2 separate regions of the Homo sapiens genome follow, and region 1 is linked to region 2. Evidence: read pairs that join two places in POLR2A ChIA-PET (ENCODE). Cell type or tissue: CD4-positive, alpha-beta T cell. All regions are shown on one strand. Links, peaks and the distances in the headings refer to the core of each region. The heading gives the core; the rest is flanking DNA.

Region 1 (4,764 bases), core at 478-4,477, 1.3 Mb before region 2:
AGATATTTATCCCTGATAAACGTCTTGCAACCCAAACTTTGGCTCAGAGCCTGCTTTTGGAAGAGTCAGGAATATATTTTGATAACATTCTAAAGATTTAGTTTTCAATGCATAGTATACTTAATAGAAAAATCAAGACATTTAAACTTAAAGGAATAATTCAAATAACATAATAGAAAATTATTTGTATCCAGTTGTCTTGAGTCTAATGTATTTCAATATAACCTTTTAAAGTTACAGTTTTAACAGTAACACTTATAATGTATCTTATTCTCAGTAAACAAACTATAAAACAAAAGGTTTTTTACTTCTGATAATATCAAGGAACAGTGGCTATGTTTGCAAATTAAATTAGGCTGGGTGTGATAGCTTCATGCCTGTAATCCCAGCTCTTTGAGAGGCTGAGGTGGGAGGATTGCTTAAAGTTAGGAGTTTGAGACCAGCCTGGGCAACATAGTGAGACTGCCTCTACAAAAAAATAAAAAACAAAAAATTAGTCAGACATGGTGGCACATGTCTGTATTCCTGAGCTCAGGAGTTTGAGGTTACAGTGAGCTGTGATCATGCACTGCACTCCAGCCTGAGTGACAGGGAAAGACCCTGTCTGAAAAAACAAGCAAGCAAACAAATAAATAATATAAAAAATTAAGAGGCACTCTTTTCCTTAACGAAATATTTCTATCAGCGGTCCATATTACCTACTACATGTATGCATGTGTGCATGAACACACACACACACACACACACACACACACACATACACACAGTTTATGACTATGTTTGCAATCTTCCAATCTATCATCTATCCTTAATCACTTAATAGACATTTTATTAAATGCTATGCATCAAAAACAATTCTAAGACATGGGCCCTCTTTTCAAAGAATTCAATATAGTTGCCACTTCAATAATGGTACCAGAATGCTTTTAAAATTCTTGTGTGAGGAAAACAATACGTAACCTCAAGCCTGAGACTGCTTCACGTATCACAGTATTTTCTGAAAGACTTTCCTTTTCAGACTTCTGCATTTTCCATTTCTCTAAAACACATTTTCTGTAAAAACCATCTCAAGTATCCTTACAAAGTGTACTTTATATGATATTTTCTCCCAATCTTCATACTTGAACAAATAAACATGTAGGGATTATGTTTCTTTCTATTCTTTATTAATGTCATGAAGTAAATCACTAGTGGATGATGTCTTTTAAACTTGTTTTCCCAGTTACCTATTTTGTGTTGTTATTTTGTCTTAATGAGATCCACTGAGACAGTAAATTTCAAAGCACTTTTCCAACAGTGAAGTGAAAATATCAGCATTGTTGTTTTTATTAATTATTAATGAAATGAATGTATTAACTCTGTTTTCTCCTCAAGATTCTGCAGAAAATCTAATTTTAAAAGTTCTATATTTAAATAACATATGTTTTCCTTTTAAAAAGTTCTATATTTCTAGACCCATATATAAATAAAAAATAGTTTATAGTATTAAATTTATATCTATTTGTGAGACAAGGTTGACTAAGTGATCTGACATATTGACTAAGTGATCTGACATCTAGTATGACCATAGAAACACCTACTTTATTAAAAGAGGTAAAAAGTAATAGTTCAATTAATACTGATTCTATTTAATGGTTCAACAAATCAGACCTCAATTAGAAAGAGCTATTCATTTCTCAGTGCATATTATCTACTAAGCATTTTAAGGGCTCCAAAAACAAGTAGGGCTTCATCAGTCTTTCTGAAGAGTTTATAAGTTTATAATATATTCAAGAGGAATAAGGCAAATAAGCAGGAAGGGAGAGATAAATCCCATAAAGAAGGAACCTTATAGTGGAGAGCTTCAAATGCCAGAGTGATTTCTTTTCTTTTCTTTTCTTTTCTTTCCTTTCTTTTTTTTTTTTTTTCTCATGGAGATGAGGTCTCGCTTTGTTGACCAGGCTGGTTTCAAACTCCTGGCCTCAAGCAATCCTCCTGACTTAGCATCCCAATGTGCTGGGATTACAGGCGTGAGCCATTGTGCCCGGCCCAGGGTGATATCTTAATAATGGTGATGGTTTCAAGAGTTTATACATGTGTCAAAGCTTATTAAATTGTATACTTTAAATACATAAAGTTTAATGTATGTCATATTTACCTCAATAAAACTATTTTTCAAAATACCAGTTTTTGGTATTTTGAAATGTTATACATAGTGGAAAACACTGCATTTTTTTAAACAGAGAAATGATAAAACTAGTATTCTGCCTTATGACGAATAAGTTGGTGGTAACATTAGTTGACTTAATTAAAAAAGGAAAATGATAAACCAGGGTAGAGTACTCCAGTATGGGGGTATTCTGCTAGATTAAGTAGGCATGTTGATTGTTAATGGCTTAATAGAGCTAGAGTTACTGGCTTAGAGACTGCTAAAGAAAAAGAAAAACCTTGCTTGAAGTTTTATTAAGACTGAGTCCCAAGAGATCTAAAGACCTAGAATAATTGTATAGGTTTCCAAGTCTTATAGAAGAGTATGATAGTGATGATAGTGAAAAATATAAATACCTTCTAATTTGCAAAGCCTTTTCTGGGAGGCAGTGACTCCCAGAAAATGTAAATACTACATTTACACTGCTTAGGACAATAAAGCCCAACTCTTTATCTTTTGTAACTAATGAATGACGAATCAGCTAATTCATCTCTTTATCTCATTCTATAATAAAAAGATTAGTGATTTCAGTTCAGTCACTTCCTCAGAATTGTGGTCTGTATTGTGTCAGGACAAGATCAAATAAGTGCATATCCACCTTTTATATGTCTATACAATTATTTGATTCTAGAAATATGAGAGTAAAAGGAAAAGAGTAAATATGTTGGTGAAAAGTGTGACAGCACAAGCCTAAGCAGGAGAACAAAATGAAAAGTAGTTCTTAAAGGGAATAAAAGTTCTTTGGATGTTTGCTTTTCCCGGGTTTTAATCTCTTGTTACCCAGAATATAATTGAAATATATTATTTTAATGGCTGGGCACGGTGGCTCACGCCTGTAAGCCCAGCACTTTGGGAGGGCAAGACAGGCGGATTGCCTGAGGTCAGGAGTTTGAGACCAGCCTGGCCAACATGGTGAAACCCTGTCTCTACTAAAAATACAAAAATTATATATTTTATAATTATATATATATATTTTAGACGGAGTCTCGCTCTGTCACCGAGGTTGGAGTGCAATGGCGTGGTCTCAGCTCACTGCAACCTCCGCCTTCCAGGTTCAAGTGATTCTCCTGCCTCAGCCTCCCGAGTAGCTGGGATAACAGGCACCCGCCACCACGCCCAGCTAATTTTTGTATCTCTATCTCTGGTTGTCACTAGAGATCTGGAATCAGGTGTGGGAAAGGATGGGTCAGAAGACTGCTGGCTTTTGTTTGCTTGTTTGTTCATTTGTTGTTAAAAATTCTGTAGTACTATCTCATTGTTTAAACTATTTACCCATATTATTATGCATTCTATAAAGTGATTATTTGGTGAAGACCATAAATATTACATATAGCATGAATAAAAAAATAACTGGCTGGGTGCAGTGTCTTGCCCTGTAATCCCAGCACTTTGGGAGGCTGAGGTGGAAGATTGCTTGAGCTCAGAAGTTCGAGACCAACCTGGGCAACACGACAAAATCCCATCTCTACTAAAAAATACGAAAACAGCTGGAAGTGGTGGTGCATGCTTGTAGTCCCACCTACTTGGGAGGCTGAGGCAGGAGGATCAATTGAGCCCAGGAGGCAGAGGTTGCAGTGAGTCGAAATCACTCCCCTGCACTCAAGCCTGGGTGAGAGTGAGACCCTATCTCAAAACAAACAAACAAACAAAAACTGTCTTACTCTTACTCAGATAGGTACTTATGATTTGGAATGAAGTTTCCAATTAGAGCTTCTATACGGATTTATTATATACTTAACCTTAGGCAATTTAGATGGAAGAGAAGAGGGTGTTTTCTAGAAAATTATGGTGATGGTTTAAAATGTGGTTCCAGTGGTGGCAACAATACTGATGTTGGAGGTGTCTGCGAAGAGTTTGATTAAAATTGTTTAATGTATATGAGTGGGAAAAGCACATCAATTGGGGAACATTCTACAATATTAGACAATATGAAATTGTAAACATGTATGTGTAAATAAATCCATAAATTATTTTTTGACTATGTCTTTGATATTCCTGAAATATGAAATATTCTAGTTGGCAAAAACAAACAAACAAAAAAACCCACAAAAACTACTTTTGCATCTTTTCATTAGGAAAAAAGCGATTGATTTAAATTTGAAGTCACTTTGTATTTTGGCAAATTTCACAGTTTCCTCCATTGTTCTCTGAAGCTACTAATAATTACATTTAAGTCGAATTTCGAATCTACCACTAATTAGTTTCTCTTTCTTTGTCTATCTTATAAAGTCACTAAAATCATCCTCATGTGAAATGCACGTGTTATAGCTTGTCTCATATTATCATCTTGATCAATTAAAAATTAAAATTTTCACTACTCAAAATACTCTGATAAGTAATCAAAGGCTATATACTTTAGGAAAAAACTAAAAATAATCCACTCGTTTATTTGAGATTGAAATGGACTTATAAATCTTGTTGGCAGTCTTAAAGCTAAAGCAAAGTCTACAAATGCATTAACCCAGAAGGAAGAGGACAAGTTTGTGCCATATAATTTTATAATTGGGAATTTAAATTGTAAAAGAAAAAGTACCCAATAAATGGCAGATCTCCTTTGTTTTAACCTCATCCAAAAT
Region 2 (4,764 bases), core at 540-4,539:
TTTTAGAAGCCTATTTAATACCCAAGTGGAGATGTCAGGTAGGCAGTTGTACATAAAAGTCTTGAATTCTGGAGAGAGGTCTCAGCTAAAGATATAAATTTCTGAGTGGTCCACATAACAGAGGCATTTTCAGCCATTAGATGGCACAAGGTTGAAAGAGATCACTAAGGAATGCAGAGCAGAGACGAAAGCAAGGCCTACCCTGGGTACTGCAATGTTAGTAGGTCAAGGAAAAGAGAAGAAATCAGCAAAGGAGACTAGAAGGGAGCAACTGGTGAGGAAAAAGGAAGACTAAGAAATTGTGATGCTTGTCACTAATCATCAGGGAAATGCAAATTAAACCACAAAGAGTTACCAGCTTACTCCTGCAGGAATGGCCATAATTAAAAAGTCAAAAAGCAATAGATGTTGGCATGGATGTGGTGCAAAGGGAACATCTTTACATTGCTAGTGGGAATGTAAATTAGTACCACCACTATAGAAAGTAATATGCAGATTCCTTAAAGAACTAAAAGTAGAACTACCATTCAATCCAGTAATCCCACTACTGAGTATCTACCCAAAGGAAAAGAAGTCATATAAAAAAGACACATGTACATGTATGTTTATAGCAGCACAATTAGCAAATGCAAGAATATGGAACCAATCTAAGTGCCCATCGACCGAGTTGATAATAAAAATATGGTATATATGTATATGCCATGGAATACTACTGAGCTATAAAAAGGAACAATAATAATGTCTTTTGCGGCAACTTGGATAGAGCTGGAGGTCATTATTGTAAGTGAAGTAACTCAGGAATGGAAAACCCAATATTGTATGTTTTCACTTACAAGTGGAACTTAGCTATAAGGATGCAAAGGCATAAGAGTGATTAATGGGCCGGGCGCGGTGGCTCCGCCTGTAATCCCAGCACTTTGGGAGGCCGAGGCGGGCGGATCACGAGGTCAGGAGATCGAGACCATCCCGGCTAAAACGGTGAAACCCCGTCTCTACTAAAAATACAAAAAATTAGCCGGGCGTAGTGGCGGGCGCCTGTAGTCCCAGCTACTTGGGAGGCTGAGGCAGGAGAATGGCGTGAACCCGGGAGGCGGAGCTTGCAGTGAGCAGAGATCCCGCCACTGCACTCCAGCCTGGGCGACAGAACGAGACTCCGTCTCAAAAAAAAAAAAAAAAAAAAAAAAAGAGTGATTAATGGACTTTGGGGGCTCGATGGGGGAGGTTTGGAGGGGTTAAGGGATAAGAGAATATTGGGTACAGTATAAACTGCTTGGGTGACAGGCACACTAAAATTTCAGAAATTAGCACTAAAGAACTTACCCATTTAACCAAAAACCATCTGTACCCCCAAAAACTATTGAAATTAAAAAAAAATTGTGATTGATGTGGTTTCGCTGCATCCTCGCCCAAATCTCATTTGTATTTTAGCCCCAATAATCCCCACATGTCATGGAAGGGACCTGGTGGCAGGTAATTGAATCATGGAGGTGGGTCTTTCTCGTGCTGTTCTCGTGATAGTGAATAAATCTCACAAGATCTGATGGTTTTATAAAGGGGAGTTCCCCTGCACATGCCCTCTTTGCCTGCTGCCAGGTAAGATGTGTCTTTGCTCCTCTTTGCCTTCTGCCATGATTGTGAGGCCTCTTCAACCATGTGAACTGTGAGTCAATTAACTCTTCCCTTTATAAATTACCCAGTCTTGGGGGTGTCTTTATTAGCAGCGTGAGAACAGACTAATAAAATGATACCTGTACTAGAATCCACTTGAAGAAAGGGAAGCACAAATTGATCACCAAGGTGTGACATAGGAAAGCATAGTTTGATGGTCCATCAAACACTATTGATAGGAAAAAGTGAGAACTAAGAATTGAGCATTCAATTTAGCAATATAAATATTATTGTGACTAGGATGAACAATAGTTTCAGCAGAGTGTTTAAAGTAAAATCTTGGTTAGTGGGTTTGTAGCTGAAAGAGAGGAAATTGGAGACAGCAATTACAGACACTTGAAATTTTTATCAGGGAAGATTTCAAGCATATAAAAATATGAATTAACAAAAAATGAAACCCATCACCCACATTCAATTGTTTTTAACTGATAGCCAATGTTGTTCATCTACTTCCCCACTCCCTCTGTCCCTACCTTACCAGATTATTTTGAAGATACTCTGAAAAAATAATTTAACTTCATTCATAAAAATTTAGACTTCTGCTTTAAGGCTCTTGCATTTTTTCTTTTTCTATAAAAGGAGCAAAAAAACAGATGGTAATTTGCAGGTGGAAGTGAGGTTAAGAGAAGATATTTGTAAACCACTTTTGGATCCCTGGGTTCAGATGTGGACTAGCAAGAGAGTTGGATTTAACCAGGGTTTTGGTTTTGCCATGTATAAAACACTGTGAGGTTCAAGGGTGTATGCAAAGGAATGATTACTATCCTTTGATAATTGACTATGTGACCATAAGCATTTTAGCTGGGTAAGGAGTGGAGTGATGACATAAAGTGGGTGAAATACACTGACAAGGTGATAGAATCATAGCTTAGAGGTCAAGGTGGAGTAATAAAGTGGTGGTGGTCAAAGAGCACAAGTTAGTCAGAGAAGCGGGTTTACAGGAAATAAGCCAGAGAATGTTCATCAACGTGTATATTAACCCATTTCCTGTTTAGAAAAAAAAAGTGTGGCTTGCTGCCAGCACTCACTGAATTTTACGTAAACACACTCTTTGAGGCTGAAGCAAATCTGACTGATTTTTCAATGTGAAAATAAAATATAAAAATTCTTCATGGAGTTATTTCTAAACAGAACTTGTCTCTAATCCTAATGTAACAGAAATGTATATGATATTACATTAGGATTAGAGACAAGAGAACAAGAATATTCTTGGGGCAAACAGGAAATGGGTTAAGGAATTAGACTAGAGTAGATTTATAGATAAGGAGACTAAGCTCAAGAGCGAAAATCATAGAGAAATGAGTTGAATTACAGAATGGGAGTGGCTGGTGTCTTTTAGAAAGGAGGGAGTATATTCTGAACATAGCAATGAGGATCAAGAAAAAATTAGCCCATGACCAGAGAGAGCTGTGAGAGTATAAATAAACAGTGCCCACCTAAGAAGACTGTAAGATAAGCAGGAGGGAGAGCTGTAATTCCATTAGAGCAATGAAAAGAGATTTTCCTTGGCCACTGCGTGACGCTTTTTTAACATGTTTTTTTCCCTCAACCATAAACAATTGCAGGCACAGTTGTGAGCATGGGCAAATTCAGGTTTTATGTGACCTGAAACTTACTTAGTTTGGAGGACTTTCTTTAAGGAAAGACTGTAAAATTTTTATTTTCCCAGATTTTACCAACAAAAAAGTGCAATTATGCAAACCCATTATCCACTTACCTTCCAATAGCCCACTCGAAAGGGGCTATTGGGAAACAATTCTCTATGGATATTTTCACCTTTCTGCATGATCCAGGCTTTCTGAGCAAACAATATGGTCAAACTTGATTAAATAATTATTAAGTGGTAAACATGCCTTGGAAGCCAGAAATTGTGTATTAATCTGGAAATATTTATCCCTTGGATAAATCCCACTTGATCATGCTAAATGATCTTTTTAATGTGTTGTTGAATTTGGTTTGCTAGCATTTTGTTGAGGATTTTTACAACTATGTTCACCAGAAATATTGGCCTAACACTCTTTTTTTCTGTGTCTTTGTCCAATTTTGGTATCAAGGTAATGCTGACCTTGTAGAAAGAGTTTGGAAGTATTACCACTTCTCCCATTTTTTTTGGAAGAGTTTGAGTTTTTTCTTTAAAAGTTTGACAGAATTAAGCATTGATGCAATCAGGTCCTAGGCTTTTCTTTAATGGGAGACTTTTTATTACAGCTTTGATCTCATTACTTGTTTGTTCAAGTTATTTTTTTCTTTATGATTCAATCTTAGTAAGTTGTATGTGTTCAGTAATTTATCAATGTCTTTTAGATTTTCCAAAAGAAACTTGTGGTTTCTTTTGGAAAAAGTTGTCCATAATTGTTTTTAATGATTCTTTGTATTTCTGTGGTCTCATTTGTTAACTCTCCCTTTTTGTTTCTGATTTTATTTACATGGGTCTTTTCTCTTTTGTTCTTAGTTTAGGTAAAGGTTTGTTAATTTATTTTTTCAAAAAAACCTTTTTGTTGATATTTTGTATTTTTTACTCTCAATTTCATTTACTTCTGCTCTGATCTTTATTATTTCTTTCTTTCTACTAAATTTGGTTTTGTTTTGTTCTCTTTTCTAGCTCCCTGAGGTGCATCATTAGGTTGTTAATTTGAAGTTCAAAGATAATATAGAAATACAGTGGTCATTGTAAGAAAGTTTTAACCTAGACAAAACTGTTCATTTATGAAGTGGATTGGAAAAGAAGAAATTCTGAATTCCTCAAGAACAATGGAATGTAGATTTTGATTATCATGCAGAGCCTTACAAGAGACTCAATAAATCAAAATATGCCTCTCTTAAAGACTTCTGGCCAGAAGCAGTGGCTCACACCTGTAATCCTAGCACTTTGTGAGGCTGAAGAGGGCAGATGGCTTGAGCTCAGGAGTTTGAGACCAGCCTGGACAACATAGGGAAACCTCATCTCTATTAAAAATAAACATAATAATAACAATTAGCCAGGCATGGTGGCACAAGCCTGCAGTCCCAACTACTCAGGAGGCTGAGGTGGGAGTGTTGGAGTAGGTAGTTAGGCAGACATGAACATCAGAAGAAAAGCCCATCCCCCACCAGTAA

The links. Peaks named below come from ENCODE experiments on the same cell type or tissue, not always from the same donor. Only the 100,000 strongest peaks of a DNase experiment are listed, where the experiment ranks them.
Region 1: POLR2A ChIA-PET joins it to region 2 with 6 read pairs; 2 of 35 experiments call an interaction of 5 or more read pairs at or near these places.

The regions. Positions count from the first base shown.
Region 1 is chr9:20,662,750-20,667,513 of GRCh38, forward strand. It overlaps a transcript of FOCAD not described here. Among named protein-coding and RNA genes, the nearest start is that of FOCAD, 19 kb to the right of the region's middle. In CD4-positive, alpha-beta T cell, for the core only: no CTCF peak of the experiment used is centred there; no DNase peak of the experiment used is centred there.
Region 2 is chr9:21,917,190-21,921,953 of GRCh38, forward strand. It overlaps a transcript of MTAP not described here. Among named protein-coding and RNA genes, the nearest start is that of CDKN2A-AS1, 48 kb to the right of the region's middle. In CD4-positive, alpha-beta T cell, for the core only: no CTCF peak of the experiment used is centred there; a DNase peak (open chromatin) is centred at 2,652; H3K27ac peaks cover 1,244 bases.